Linked DNA regions of Homo sapiens: region 2 is linked to region 1. The links are chromatin loops, found by intact Hi-C in ENCODE. Cell type or tissue: heart right ventricle. All regions are shown on one strand. Region 1 overlaps WWOX (WW domain containing oxidoreductase). Region 2 overlaps WWOX (WW domain containing oxidoreductase).

What was found. Peaks named below come from ENCODE experiments on the same cell type or tissue, not always from the same donor. Only the 100,000 strongest peaks of a DNase experiment are listed, where the experiment ranks them.
Region 2: a loop joins it to region 1, with 2.4 times the contacts of the local background. A loop is called at or near these places in 16 of 110 quality-filtered maps.

Annotation. Positions count from the first base shown.
Region 1 is chr16:78,231,054-78,239,053 of GRCh38, reverse strand. All of the region lies in intron 5 of WWOX (WW domain containing oxidoreductase), which reads right to left. WWOX-AS1 (WWOX antisense RNA 1) reads left to right here. Exons shown (of 4, transcript NR_184272.1): 2 at 866-966; 3 at 1,372-1,422; 4 at 4,057-4,392. Among named protein-coding and RNA genes, the nearest start is that of WWOX-AS1, 6.7 kb to the left of the region's middle. In heart right ventricle, CTCF peaks have their summits at 3,465 and 3,664 (motif pointing right); DNase peaks (open chromatin) are centred at 1,485 and 3,663; H3K27ac peaks cover 1,037 bases.
Region 2 is chr16:78,440,749-78,448,748 of GRCh38, reverse strand. The region is part of intron 8 of WWOX (WW domain containing oxidoreductase); the gene reads right to left. Among named protein-coding and RNA genes, the nearest start is that of WWOX-AS2, 55 kb to the left of the region's middle. In heart right ventricle, no CTCF peak of the experiment used is centred here; no DNase peak of the experiment used is centred here; H3K27ac peaks cover 516 bases.

The DNA of each region.
Region 1 (8,000 bases):
AGAGCATCCTGGAATCAGGCAGGTACGAGGAGTCCACGAAGTGGAGAGGTGATGCAAATCTGCAGGCCTTGGGGACAAGAGCACATCAAACCCTTGGGGGCCGATGCCTTCAGTATTCCTAATTCCTCCATGTTAGAAAGGTATTTTGGGCCAGGTACTGTAATCCCAGCACTTTGGGAGGCCAAGGTGGGCAGATCACCTGAGGTCCGGAGTTCGAGACCAGCCTGACCAAAATGGAGAAGCCCCATCTCTACTAAAAATACAAAATTAGCCGGGTGTGGTGGCACATGTCTGTAATCCCAGCTACTCGGGAGGCTGCGGCAGGAGAATCGCTTGAACCTGGGAGGTAGAGATCATGGCGAGCCAAGATCACACCACTGCACTCCAGCCTGGGCAACAAGAGCGAAACTCCATCTCAACAACAACAAAAAAAGTAATTTAGCACATATACTGCATATTACAAAATACCTTTGCGGGGTTTGGGGCAACATCCTATAACAATGACATTTCTATTTCTTCAGTGAAAATATGATTATTCAGCCTGGCCAACATGGTAGAGAAACCGCATCTCTACAAAGACACAAAAATTGGCTGGGTATGGTGGCACATGCCTGGAGTCCCAGCTACTTGGGAGGCTACAGCAGGAAGATCGCCTGAGCCCGGGAGGTCGAGGCTTCTCTGAGCTGTGAACACACTACTGCACTCCAGCCTGGGTGATGAAGTGAGACCTTGCCTCAAAAAAACAAACAAAACAAAATGAACATTCACACTAGAAAGGAGAAACAGGGACGCTAAAGCTGAAGTCAAATTTCACCACCAAATAAATTTGCTATAAATATACAATAAATTTGTTTTTGCTTTTCAGATCTCTTTGGGTTTTGGAATAACAAAAAAGGGACTGTACATGGATATTTCCAAGCTGGAACCGAGGCACTTTCTAGACGAAGGCAGCCTTATCCCCAGGAGGTAAGGTGTGGAAGTGAGTTGAGGGTTGAGGCCAGCAAGACTCAGACCACAGCCTCCTGCTCCAAACAGCCACATCACTTAATCTATTTTGTAAACCAGGCTTCCCTCAAGGGATCTGGTTTAATGAGAGAATTTGGGAGCTACAAAAAAGACTGAAAATTGTTGTTGGACATCAGATGCTGGCAAACTTTTTTTGTAAAGGGCTAAATAGTAAACAACTTAGGCTTTGTGAGCCAAGAGGCAAAACCGAGGCTATTACAGAGGTATTTACATAACAGGAGAGAAAAACAAATTTCTGCAAATTTTTTATTGATGAAATTCAAAACTTTATGACACTGAAATCAGAATTCCATATCATTTTCCTCCTTCAAGAAATAATATTCTCCTCTTTATTCTTTTTTGCAGATGATTGAAAATGTAAGAACTATTCTGAGCCTGCAGGCCATAGCCAAAGAGGTACCGGCTGTATTTTGTCCATGGGCAGGAGCTTGTGACTGCTGGTCTAGGTCATTCCAGGTCAACCAGGGGCCTCTCCCAGAGTGAGAACCACTGGTGATTCCCCAGAGTGGGACCAAGTGAAAGCACTTGGCTGGATCAGAGGGATAGGAGCCTGGCTGCTCCTAAAACAAGACACTACTTGCCTTTGATGTTCAAGTCATTTAAGAACGCAATTGCTTCCTACTCAATTTTTCAAAACCAAAATAACAAATACGATATGAGCCATAACTTAGCAAAATTACGTGTTTTAAACAGTCTCTTTCAAAAAACAATAGATTAAAAAGTGCAATATTTTTACCCCCTCTTAAATTGGAATCATGGTATAGCAGGCAGGATACAAACTTCTCATTTCCATTACACATTTTCAGTGCCATCATTAATCTGAATGACATCAACAAAATGCCCAATGCACATAAATCAGTCAGACTTTGAATCATTCCTGCAGCCTCTGAACATTTACCATGGAGCTCAATAAGCCAGGCAAGAACACAGATTTTTTTTTTTTTTTTTTTTTTTGAGACGGAGTCTCACTCTGTCACCCAGGCTGGAGTGCAATGGCGTGATCTCGGCTCACTGCAACCTCCGCCTCCTGGGTTCAAGTGATTCTCCTGCCTCAGCCTCCTGAGTAGCTGGGATTACAGGCATGCACCACCACACCGGCTAACTTTTGTATTTTTAGTAGAGATAGGGTTTCACCATATTGATCAAGGTGGTCTTCAACTCCTGACCTCGTGATCCTCCCATCTCGGCCTCCCAAAGTGCTGGGATTACAGGTGTGAGCCACCGGGCCCAGCCGTAGGAACACAGATATTATCATCATGGGACAAGTCATCCATTCCCAGATTCCATGACCCTCTCTGGTGTCCACTGTGGATTTCAGCACATGTTTAACTATGAAACTCTAGTCACGCTTTTTGATATACAGGTTCATGGTTACTAGTGTCTTATCCTGCTTGAGCCAAGAATATGCACTAACACATTAGACAAACCTTGAATTAAAATGGGCAACCCACCATCCAAATGGGGAAAGATGATTACAGACAAGTTCGTACGAGTAAACTACTTGAAGGCAATTCCTGTGCTTAAAATGGCCACGTGAAAGGTGTCCCTGACATGGAAAGGACAAACCATGAAATGACCCTTGAAGCTCTTAATGTGTCTGTCAAAAAAGCAAAGCCAACTGTCAAACTGAAAAGCCAAAATCATCACAAAAACACCTATTCTTCAGAGGCCTCAAATCTCAAACTATCTCCCACCATCCTTTGTAAGTATGTATAAGGAGGCCAGGAAACTAGCATTTGCTGAGACTTTATTCTCAGCTTTGTATGCTTTGCATAAATGATGTCATAGAACACATTGACAGTGAGAAAACTAACGTATTAACATTTTAATTACCTTGCCCTATCACGAGATTAGAAAGATTCAGATATGAGACATCCAAAGTCTGTGATCTGAACACCAGAGTCAGAGGCTGGCAACCTATGGCCCACGGGCTGAATCTGGCCCACTGCCTGTTCCTATAAATAAAGTTTTATTGGAACACATCCGTCCATTTATATATTATCTGTGGCTGCTTTCCTGCTGTAACAGGAGAGTTGAGAAGTTGCAACAGAGACCATAAAGCCCACAAAGCTAAAAATATTGACTATCCAGCCCTTTAGAGAAAAAGGCCATGCCCAGGCTCCTGTGGGTACCTGCTATGCTACAGCCCCTCTGCTGGGGGAAACCAGCCCACTCACAGGTTCCCAGTGAGGCAGGATCTCTGGGCAGTTCCTTAGTAATTGGTGGCTCTGTGACTTCCTTCCCCCAATCACCTTGACCATCTAGTCTGGACAATATGAGCGCCCATGACGTGAGGACAGCCTTGTAAACAGGGTGGCCTGGCTGGAAAGCCTTGTCCAAAAGGCACAACAGTGACTACACTGAACCCATCCCATGCATCCTTTTGAGAGTTAGAAGGAGGCAATTGCAAGCCGGCTGCAAAAGACAAAAGACACCAGAGACTTAGAAACCAGTGAAGCCACGCTGAAGATGCAGACAGAGAGCTAGAGACAAGGTCAGGGGCCTCTGTTGCACTCCAGACCCGGTCCGGAGGCTTTTCCATGCTTAGGGGCAAGGATTGTCAGGGTTCTGCTGTCCCTTTCTTTAACCTCCTTTATGATTCCCCAAGAGCATCCTGAGTGCACCTCCACTCCCTGCCACCAGGGGTCAGATGAGCCGGCCTGGCAGGCTTGTTTCCCTCCACCAGACAACAGCAAGGACCAAGATTGGCAAAGTGACACATCCTCTCCAAAAGAAGAACATGCAGAACAAATCAAAGAACACAAACCACGACTGACAAACACAGCCACACTCGATTTTAAAGTACTGAGCTGTTTGAAGAAAGGAAGCATGGCAAGGCCCCTTCCTACTAATAACAGTAACAACAATAATACTAAATATTTTATAATAATTTTAAATTCTTAATTATTTATGATATTTCCCTCCATTAACATCACGAACATCATTACGTGTGTGTGTGTATTTTTCTCATTTTAAAACCAGCAGATGAGAGTAAAGGATTTCTTTTTCCTCTCCCCCACCTCTTTACAGGACCTACTGTTAAGTTTTCAAGACCACCCAGAAAGAAATTTGAAGTTGGGTTTATATCCTTAATCCCTCAGTTAGAAAAAAAAGAAAAGTGAAGAAACTGCATCTCCAAGATCCTGCTATATCAACTTCAGTTTTTTGAAGTTAAATTTGATTTTTAAATCCCTTGGCTGATGAGACCTGTGTGGGTTTTTTTTTGTTGTTTTTTTGTTTTGTTTTGTTTTGTTTTATCATTGTACCTCTATTTTAAAAATAGAGACTTGTGGTTCTTTTTCCAAAAGCAGTCCAACAGAAAGTGAATGGTGGTCAATGCATAATAAAATGAGAGTTACCTTTTGACTTGGAAGAATTATTAGCATTTTGATTTGATGGGTTCTTAGCTCTTCAAATTCAAAAATACCTTATTCAAGTCTAGGAGTTTTCCAAATACTTCGGTTCTAAAGATTACCCTTTTTCGATGCTTTGAAAACTAAAAGGGCATATCAGAATAGAAATCTGGCTGTTGAATAACTTGTAAGCTCTGCAGAGACGTACAAAAACATGGCCACTTTAGCCAGCGGTATGGCGAAAGTCTGGGGCCCACACTACACACACACATATGAACTTCTCATGACCCTCAAGTATATTCATATGATATATCACAAATACCATAAAGCAGCATTGTAATAACAGGGAGGAATTGATTTTAAAAGGCCTACATCAAAATGAATAGTCATAAAAGTATAATAACCTAGACTGGAAAATTTAGGGATTAGAGCATTTTGAACATTATACCTCAAATTTATAAAGGCTGTATATTAACATTCACAAAGGTTTTTAAAGATGGAATAGCTATGTACACAGTGAATTTATTCTAAAATCCAGACTCAAAAAAAAAAAAGAATATGAACTCCTCCCCACCGTGTTCTGGACTAAAATCAATAAGTTCCCTTTAGGTAATTAAAATGCTGGTCCCACGACCTGCCATCCTATTCCCAGGCTTAGAATGTTAGGAACACTGTTTCTGCTTTGAGAATGGAAGAGAGCAGGTTACCCTGATGCCTCTGGGGCCAAACACAGGGGATACATTTTCCCAGTAGAAGAAATCAGCCCTGATCCTCAAGAAGAAGAACATATTGGCATATTTTAGTGAGACTGAGGCATACTGCATCTTGGGGTAAAAACTGAATCATCAGGCCAGGCACGGTGGCTCACGCCTGTAATCCTAGCACTTTGGGAGGCCAAGACAGGCGGATCACCAGGTCAGGAGATCTAGACCATCCTGGCTAACACGGTGAAACCCCATCCCTACTAAAACTACAAAAAAATTAGCCAGGTGTAGTGGCAGGCGCCTGTAGTCCCAGCTACTCGGGAGGCTGAGGCAGAAGAATGGCATGAACCCGGGAGGCGGAGCTTGCAATGAGCCGAGATCGCGATAGTGCACTCCAGCCTGGGCAAAAGAGCAAGACTCCATCTCAAAAAAAAAAAAAAAAAAAATTTAATCATCAAAGGAAAATGTTTCAAATTCTAGGGTAAGCTGACATGGTACACATATACAGCGAAATACACCCAGGGAGGCTGAAAGTCCAATAGGCCACCACAGCACGTTAAAAATGTCCTGTTTTACCTATAGTCAACAATAATAATAAATTATATATTTAAAAATTTGTTAAAAGGGTAGGTCTCATGTTAAGTGTTTTTACCACAATAAAATATTTGTTTAATGTCCTCTACGTGGCTATTATGATTGGAAAAGGCATACCTTGAACAGAGATGAATAAATCTGCATATCTGTGAAATGTCAGTTCAGCATGTTGATCGTCAGTAATCTTTTCAGAACATTTCAGATATATGAAAATAGCACCAATGTCTGAGTTTGAACCTGAACTGGTTTCAGCTAAAGTGATCATCTTCAGCCAAAATAATGGGTATTTCTTTCTTGGCCTTCCTTCTACAGACTTCTAAAAGACAGTGGAAGCACTGAATATCCTTTTAGAAACAAACAATTACAAATTAGCTGGGCATGGTGGCGCACGCCTGTAGTCCCAGCAACTTGGGAGGCTGAGGCAGGAGAATTGCTTGAACCCAGGAGGCAGAGATTGCAGTTAGCCGAAATAGCACCACTGCACTCCAGCCCGGTGACAGAGCGAGACTCCATCTTAAAAAAAAAGAAAAGAAAAGAAAGAAAAAGAAAAACAGCTACAGATATTCATTCCTTTTTAATTTCTTGATAAATAATAGACCAGTAAGAATCACATAAGAAGCAGTCTACATTTTTCAAAGAGTTTTTACAGATCCCATTTGATCTTCAAAAGGGCCTCCATTAGGAAAAACTAAATTCAAGTTTAAAACTATCCATTTTATTTCTCCCATAAAAATATATTCAGCCCCTGGAGATAATCTCCAAATTCCTCAGATTTTAAAAGTTAATTTTTCTTATCTTGACCCAAAATCTGTAGAAACAAGGATTTTTCACCAACAGTGAGCTCCCTTTTCATAAAATCCTTATCTACCAAGATTTACCTCTGCAAACCTCTACAGTCCCTGGTTGTGAGCCCCTGATGGAAGAAGCTAGCATAAAGAAGTTCACAACTACTGGGGAGGGAACGACCTGACAAGTTGCAAGCAAGAAAGGAGTGAAAAACTGAGTTAATTGTACAAGAATTTGTGTATTTATAAATGCAGGATAAATAAGATCACGTAGAAACTCTCTTTAGACTTCCATCCTTACTGCTGTAATTGAACGAACAGACGAATGTGTTTGACCGCAATTGCCCTAATACTATTTTTCCCATAAATACCTGAAATTCTTCAATTGTAAGTTTTCCTACTCTGGCAATTTTAAGGAAAGTGATTCTTGAGGCTGTGGGTGAAATACCACATTCATTTTTTTAAAAAAAATAAGGTATACTTACTTGTACTTTCTACCATTTTATATATATTCTCTGTTTAAATTGTGTAGCCCCTAATAGACTGCAAAGACAATGATAAAAAGGAACTTGCCTTATTCACAGGTACATCCTTGGAACTTAGTAAAGGGCTTAACCTCCATAGCAGGCAGTCAAGACTTACTGAATGATTAAATAAAAACACTGAATTCCATATTGTGCAGGAAAAAAAAAATCAAGATTAGACCTCAGAAAAAATTGACATGTCTAGTAGAACTTACTATCTGGGCAAACTTGAAGAGAAGTGCAATGGGAAGGCCTCCTCAAAAAAGACATTGAAATCAAGATGGGACCCGTTCCTACCCTGGATTTCTCTGAATCAGCTACTCCTTAAGTTCGTATTTTGTTCCACTCAGCCAATGGCAATTCCAGGAGAGAGGCAATTGATAATAATTATGTTTTCTGCCTTCTCTTGGGTTATGAATTTATCATGATGCAAAAGTCGAGCTACTCCGATGCCACGTTAACAATGAAAAACACCATAAAGACAAAAAGAAACTGAATTTAAGCATTTGGATTCTGCAGAGGAGTTTATTGAACAGATTAACTAAGGAAAGGCAAAGCTACACAATTATGGAAAACAGGTAGCAACACTCAGGCTGACTATTTTCGATGGCCACCTGAGAGCGGATTTCCAATGCCCTCATTTCTGTAGGTACATTATCCTGTGTTTTATTGTTAGTCACAGCTGCAAGTTGATTAATTTGCATTCAGAAATTCTAAGTGGCAAATGTGCAATGCATAGTAATATACATTTTTTTATGGACACTGTGAAAATGCCGAAGCCACATCTCATAAGTAACTCTTGCTCAACCAGTGAGTAAAATCCATAAAAGAGTTTGCAAAAGGCTTTGAAAGAGTTTGGTTTGAAAGGAAAACTGCAAGAGCAAATCCCTCTCCTCCACCCCAGCCCTTAAAAAACAAAACTAAACTAAGTCTGAAGCAAAACCAAACAAAGAGAACAGTTGGGTGATGTCAAGCTGCCAGAATCATAAATGTTGTCAGTTCACGTCCCAGTCT
Region 2 (8,000 bases), 210 kb before region 1:
GACATGATTATTCCTCCCCTTGATTTTAATGTCCAGCCTCTTCATTAAAACAGCAACAACAACAAAGTCTATATTTTAACTTCCTCACCCCTCATTAGTGGAGAAGCTGATTTGTGAATTTGTGAGCCATGCTCCTGCTTCTCAATTCCATGGCCATTGAATAAAGCCTGTACTGCTTGACACTACTTTCGGTTTTGTGTGTTGGCTTCATGACACCCAACAGGATAAGACCCCATTCTTTTGGGGCACCAGCTTTGTCGGTAAGAAGTTGACCCCAGCCCAGTGGACACCTTGAATGCAGCCTGTGAGACTCTAAAGCAGATGGTCCAGCTAAGCAATGGCTGGTTCCTAATCTACAAAGGCTATAAAATAATGAATGTGCATTGTATTAACCTGCTAAATATTGAGGTAACTTGTTATGCAGTGATAGATAACTAATACATAGAGTTTTATTAATTTCTGCCTTTTTTGCTCGTCTTGAGGAATTTTACTCCCCCGTTATGCATTACTGTGCTCCTTTGGTCAGCTTCAGAAAATGAGCTGAAGGGACCACATACTCACAGGCCAGTATTTCATTGCATGGATTGGGGGCAAGTAATGAGAGCAGGGCCGTTGTCCCAGAACTTCTATTAATAATAGTTTCTAGGCCAGAAGCAGTGGTTCACACCTGTAATCCCAACACATCGGGAGGCTGAGGCAGGCAGATCACTTGAGGTCAGGAGTTCAAGACCAGCTGGGCCAGTATGGTGAAACCCTGTCTCCACTAAAAATACAAAAGTCAGCTGGATGTAGTGGTGGGTGCCTGTAATCCCAGCTACTTGGGAGGCTGAGGCAGGAGGATCGATTAAACCCAGGAGGTGGACGTTGTAGAAAGCAGAGACTATGCCACTGCACTTCAGCCTGGATGACACAAGGAGACTCCAACTCACATAATAATAATAAATAATAATAATAGTTTCTTCTGCTTTCCTTGGCTGCTAAGTAGCTTAGAACAAAGTCTGCCTTCCTCCAGTACCCCTCCACTGACTCCCCAGCAACAGCTGTAGAGGTTTGTGAAATGGAATCCTGCATGGTTTCTTTATTCTTTCTCGAGTAAATGTCCACTTTTGCATTTCCTTCCGCCTCCGACTAATTTTTGTTGTCATTACCTTTTGGAACAATGGAGTCTAAGGGGAGGCATGCATGTATGCGGATATTTACCTAAGTGTAGTTGAATAATTACACATATACTTTCACCTCTGATAAATACAGATTCAATTCCATCCCTGTCACTTGCTAGCTAAGTGATCTAAGACAGTTTACTTAGCACTTCTAAACTTCAGTGTCCTTGTCTGTAAAAGGAAGACAATTTTCTTAAACTTCTGCAGGATGTAGAAATTCTACATGATGATGCAATAAGCAGCTTTACACAGATTTACTAATTTATAGCAAATGCATAAGAAAAAATTTATTACAGTATTAAAATATTGCCATTGTTACTGGCACAGGAGTAAATGTACAGAGTTACAGATCTAGTTTCCTCTGTAATTTTAGAAAATCCATCTGTCCAGGGTCCGTTCCAAAGCTACACAGCTAACTTGAACTGAGCCAGATTTTTGTAAGATCAAATACTCTGCCTGTCTGGTTCAGAAAACAGGAAATAACTCAAACCTTTCTAAAAACCTTACTTCTGAAAGGCACTGGACAGGACAGAGTACAGAGAAGCATAAATAAGACATCCTGCCATCATGACCTTCCAGTATAACAAAGAAAAGCACAGGGCACAGCATAATACACCTAAAATAAGTATATAATTGGCAGTGGCTCACACCTGTCATCCCAGCACTTTGGGAGGCCAAGGTAGGTGGATCCCTTGAGGTCAGAAGTTCATGTCCAGCCTGGTGAACATGGCAAAACTCTGTCTCTACTAAAAATATAAAAGTTTGCCGGGGGTAGTAGCACATGCCTGTAATCCCAGCCACTGAGGAGGCTGAGACTGGAGAATGGCTTGAACTTGGGAGGCGGAGGCTGCAGTGAGCCGAGAAAATGCCACTGCATTCCAGCCTGGGAGACAGGAGATTCCACCTCAAAAAAAAAAAAAAAAAAAAAAAAGTATACACTTGGTACTATACTCGATGTTCACCAAATAGTAAGAAAAACATATCATAAGTAATTTTTATAAGGTAATAATGAACAATTATAATATTAATTATAATATCAATAATAGGAGTAGTAAAATCATCACAATAATCTAACACTTGCTGGCATTTACGGAGTTCCTGGGATGTGACAGAAATGCTTCCAAGTCTTTCCAGGCCTTCCTGATTTTAGTCCTTGCAACAACCGCCTGAGGCAGGCAACATCTCGTGTCAAAGCAAAGGCAGACAAGGACCTGAGACTTCAGGATGTTGACCAAGGCCATGGAGAAAGTAAGTGGCAAAATTCGACCTTTAAACCCAAGACCTCCTCAGTCAAAAGCGCATGCTCTTTCCATACTTCCTCTCTAAGACTTGAAAAGAGCGTCACAGGTTACAAAATACTCTCTGGAACATGGTCTCAAGTATGATGTATGTATTTCTTCACCATTGTACATTAAACTGATAGTTTACTAACTAGTTTTATGAATGATCCCTACTGATACCTTTTTATCACACCAAAGGAAGAAAAACACATCAATACCATTAGCATTTCTATTTTGCGCTTAGTCTTTCCAGATCTAAAAGAAGCAAAATAAGCCCAGTTATCAGTCCACATACAGCCAGCTACGCATTTGACTATTTCAGCCAAATTCCACAGCCCATTTTCCAAAGCACAGCAAAGGCTAGGCTCATCAAAAACGTAAGTAAAGCTGTTTCTCTTCTTTCCCCCCTCCCCTGCCCTGCCCCCCGCCCCAAGACAGAGCCTTGCTCCATCACCCAGGCTGGAGTACAGTGGCACGATCTCTGCTCATGGCAACCTCCACCTCCTGGGTTCAAGTGATTCTCATGCTTCAGCCTCTAGAGTAGCTGGGACTACAGGAAAGCTCCACCACACCCAGATAATATTTTTGTATTTTTAGTAGAGAAGGGTTTCACCGTGTTAGCTAGGCTGGTTTCAAACTCCCGGCCTCAAGTGATCCAGCCCACCTCAGCCTGTAAACCTGTTTGCCTATTTGTTTTGTTTACTAACCGAAGGTGATCATATTATTTCTTTCTGTGAAGATGAATTAGTGAAAACAATTACTCAAATTAAAGCTCCTTCCTGGGCTGAAGTCGGAGTGGTTTGTCTCTTCATTTCCATGCCTATCATCTGTCTTCCCAACATACGGTCCCCATGAGGACAGGGACCTTGTACAGCATTCTGTCCCTAGCAAAGCACCCGGCTTATGTTAGATGCTCAATAATATTTGTTGAATGAATGAATGCATGCACATCAACAAGATCTTGTGACATGATTTTTGTGGCCCACCCATCAATTTACTGAGGTGAGCGCCCTTCTTCTAGAACATATTCCCCCTTTACTCGCTAATGCCCCAAATCCTTTGTGGAAATAGATGGGGTATGGTATTTACAAAAAGGCACAGGCTGAAAGAATGGCTTCTGGATAAAAAGAATCCAGACTCTAGGACAGCTTATACCCTGATGTACACCTGTATCATTTCTTTCCCTTCACCCCACGAGGTGGTACGTCCAGAAAGGTCTGCATTTCACAGATGAGCTCACCTGGCTCACTACACGATTAGGTGAGATGCAGCAACAAGTTTTAGTGCAGGTTTGGAACCTGGGATCCGAAACACACACAGAAGAACTATGGAGCTTAAATGGTACCTGTAGGGTTTTCTAGGCCAGTCATTCCAAGTACAACCCCATCACTTCCAACAAAGGGAAAAACAGTAACAGCAGCATTTGAGTGAGTTCTCCCTGAAGTCAAATATATTCCATTGAAAGAACTGCTCCTCATAGGCCGGGTGCGGTGGCTCACGCCTGTAATTCCAGCACTTTGGGAGGCCGAGGCGGGTGGATCATGAGGTCAGGAGATCGAGACCATCCTGGCTAACACCGTGAAACCTCGTCTCTACTAAGAATACAAAAAATTAGCCGGGTGTGGTGGCACGCGCCTGTAGTCCTAGCTACTCGGGAGTCTGAGGCAGGAGAATTGCTTGAACCCGGGAGGCAGAGGTTTGCAGTGAGCCGAGATCGCCCCACTGCACTCTAGCCTGGTGACAGAGTGAGACTCCACCTCAAAAAAAAAAAAAAAAGAATTGCTCCTCATCCCATAACTGTATCCTTCCTATAATTTCTGACATGAAAATATCCATTCTCTTAATAAATGATGGTAGGTTCAGTTTTCATCCAAAATTTATGAAATACAATGTCTGTGGGCCCATGTTAGTCTCCTTTTTTTATTTCCTTTCAAGTTAAACTGTTCTATTAACCCAAGGGATGGCTATTCTTGGTTAACTGATTCATTTTACAGATAAGAAAACTGAGGACCAGAGAGGATAAGTGATTTGCTCAGAGACACACAATTATCTAAAGAGAACACACTCTAAAATTACATTAGATGAGTAAGACATAAAGAAGGAAACCCATGACCACAGAGCCCGGCACGGAGCTGGGAACATGTGCTCAGCTGATTTGCAAAGTATTTCTTTATCTTGGTGTAAAAAGAAGAGGGAGAGGAGTTCCGTTTCCAAACGATTCTGAGCACCAGGTTTCAGCCCTCTTTGTTTTTGCTAGGAAAACATTACCTTACACCTCACAGGGAAAAATCAACATGTCCAGTGAGTTATACAAAAATCACTGTTCACAGAAGAAACATTCCAGAAACATCGTCATGGGGCAATACAAACTCTTGGCCTCGGTTTAATCACGCTGGCCTCCAATATCTAAACTGCGTTGCAGCCAAAAATCACTGGAAATAAGTATGAAATTGGAGAAAAGGAAACTGAAAGAGGGGAGGATCAAAGAAGGCACCACAAACTTAAAAGAAAAAAGAAAAGTAATAAAAGAGCTACAAAGAGTTATAAAGAGGCAGCACATTACCAAAATGCCAACGGGCACACAGAAGAAAAGGAAACCGGGAAGATAAAACTAGGGGAATTGCAAATCTTGGTTAAATGTTCATTAAATAATTTGTTACACATACTAAGGCCAGATAGTCACTTTCTCCCCTTCTCGGGTGCTCATTCAGGAACAAAGGCCGAGGCGGATTTAAAACACTATAAAGCAAGGCAGAAAAAATACATTGATGAGGTGCTCCAGCCTCACAAAGGCAGATCTAGTTTCCCTCTCTTTGTTTTTAACAAGAAAGTGGCCAATGTTTCCTCCAAGCTAAGGTGTGTTCTTGGTGCCAGTAAAACAGGCAACTGGAGGGCTTAAAATCTGCACTGTGGAAGCCTGCTGAGTTCTGATGAGCATTGTGTAATCTGTCTTAGTGGTTCCTGAGGCTTGCACATATAGTTTTGGGTTTTTTTTTGTTTTTTTGTTTTTCAGTCTCACTCTGTCACCCAGGCTGGAGTGCAGTGATGCGATGTCAGCTCACTGCAACCTCCACCTCCCAGGTTCATGTGATTTTCATGTCTCAGCCTCCCAAGTAGCTGGGACAATAGACACGAGTCACCACACACAGCCTTTTTTTTTTTTTTTTTTTTTTGAGATGGAGTCTCGCTCTGTCACGCAGGCTGGAGTGCAGTGGTGCGATCTTGGCTCACTGCAACCTCCACCTCCCGGGTTCACGCCATTCTCCTGCCTTAGCCTCCTGAGTAGCTGGGACTACAGGCACCCACGACCGCGCCCCACCACCACGCCTGGCTAATTTTTTTGTATTTTTGGTAGAGACAGGGTTTCACCATGTTAGCTAGGATGGTCTCAATCTCCTGACCTCGTGATTCGCCCGGCTCGGCCTCCCAAAGTGCTGGGATTACAGGCATGAGCCACCATGACCAGCCAGCCAATTTTTTTGTATCTTTTTAGTAGAGACAGAATTTCGCAATGTTGACCAGGCTGGTCTCGAACTCCCAACCTCAGGTGATTCATCCGCCTCAGCCTCCCAAAGTGCTGGGATTTCAGGTATGAGCCACTGTGCCTGGCCCATATGAGGTTTTTATGTTCAATGTTAACAGGGAGAATTAGGCCTTCTATGACAGACACAGTGCCATCATTACGAGAATGGGTATCTATAAACAATGGGAAGAGAAGCAATCAATTTATCGTAAAATAAGCCAGGCGCAGAAAGACAAATACTCTATGATCTCACTTTTTGTGTGGAATTTAAAGCAGTCAAACTCACAGAAGCAGAGAGTAGAGGGCAGTTCCCAGGAGGGGCTGGTAGTGGGGAAGTGGGAGGGGGTGATAAATGGGGAGATAGTGGTCAAAGGATCCTAAGTTTCAGTTAGACAGAATGAATACATTCTGGAGATCTATTGTACAGCATGGTGAATACAGTTAACGATAGTAATAATAATAACGTATTATATACTTGAAAATTGCTGAGACTAGACTTTCAATGTTCTTGCCACACACAAAAAATGATAGCTATGTAAGTTGACCGATGTGTTAATTAGCTTGATTGTGGTAGTCATTTCACAATGCATATGAATATCAAAACATCACATTTCACACCACGAATACATATAATTTTTTTTTTCCTTTAGAGATAGGGTCTCACTATGTCACCCAGGATGGAGTGCAGGGGCACCATCATAGCTCACTGCAGCCTCCAACTCCCAGGCTCAAGTCATCCTCCCAGCTTGGCCTCCTCAACTGTTAGGATTATAGGCAAGAGCCACCATGCCCAGCCACACACACACACACACACACACACACACACTCATGCGCATATATGAAATTTTTGTCACTCATACCTCAGTAAAGCTGGGGAAAATAATGTTAATAATGACAGCAATAATGGTTATTGAGTATCTAGTATATTCTGAATGCTGAACATTCATAATCTTTAATTTCTACTGCAAGCCAATAACAATAGTAGTTAACATTTCTTAAGCATCTAGCACACTGTAGAGGCCTTAAGTTCATAACGTCTTTAATTCTCAAGACAAGCCCATGAGGTAGTTCTAACATCTCAGTTTTATGCATGAATCTTAATCAGGTTTTGAACCTTGCCCAAGAGTTAGAATGGGAGAGAGCTAGGGCTGGACCCGAGAGCTGTCTACCTCTAAAGCTCATCCTGTCTCTCCTGTGCCTCACCTCTCTCTCCTTACATTCATTCCCTCCAAACATACCCACACCGCTGGATACGTCCCTTACATGTCATTTGACCATGAGCCTGGGGGACCTTGGGGGCTTGCTGTGTGACTCTCAGCAGGTCTCCTTGCCTTATCTTTTACGTATTTACACATTCTAAACTATAATCCCTTGCCTACCTCAGAGGGATAAATGATAAGAAGTACATTAAGGACTCTCACTGATTCAGCACCTGGTCATCTTTCATGTATTCATTTACAAACATTTACAGAACATTTACGGTATGGACCAGGGATACAGTAGTGTGAAGGCAAAAACACCACTGTCAAGAGAAGGGGGGACAGACATTAAATAAGAAACTACAGGCTGGGTGCAGTGGCTCACATCTGTAATCCCAGCACTTTGGGAGGCTGAGGCAGGTTTGAGACGAGCTTGGCCAACATGTTGAAATCCCGTCTCTACTAAAAATACAAACATCAGCCGTGCGTGGTGGTGCACACCTGTAATCTCAGCTACTCAGGAGGCTGACACAGGAGAATCGCTTGAACCTGGGAGGCGGAGGCTGCAGTGAGCCAAGATTGCACCACTGCATTCCAGCCTAGGTGACAGAGCAAGACTTCATCTCAAAAAAAAGAAAAGAAAAGAAAAAAGAAAAAGAAACTACAGGCCAGGCACAGTGGCTCATGCCTGGAATCCCACCACACTTTGGAAGGCCAAGGCAGGTGGATCACCTGAGGTCAGGAGTTTGAGACCAGCCTGGCCAACATGTTGAAACCCCGCTTCTACTAAAAATATATAAATTAGCTGGGTTTGGTGGCCAGTGCTTGTAATCCCAGC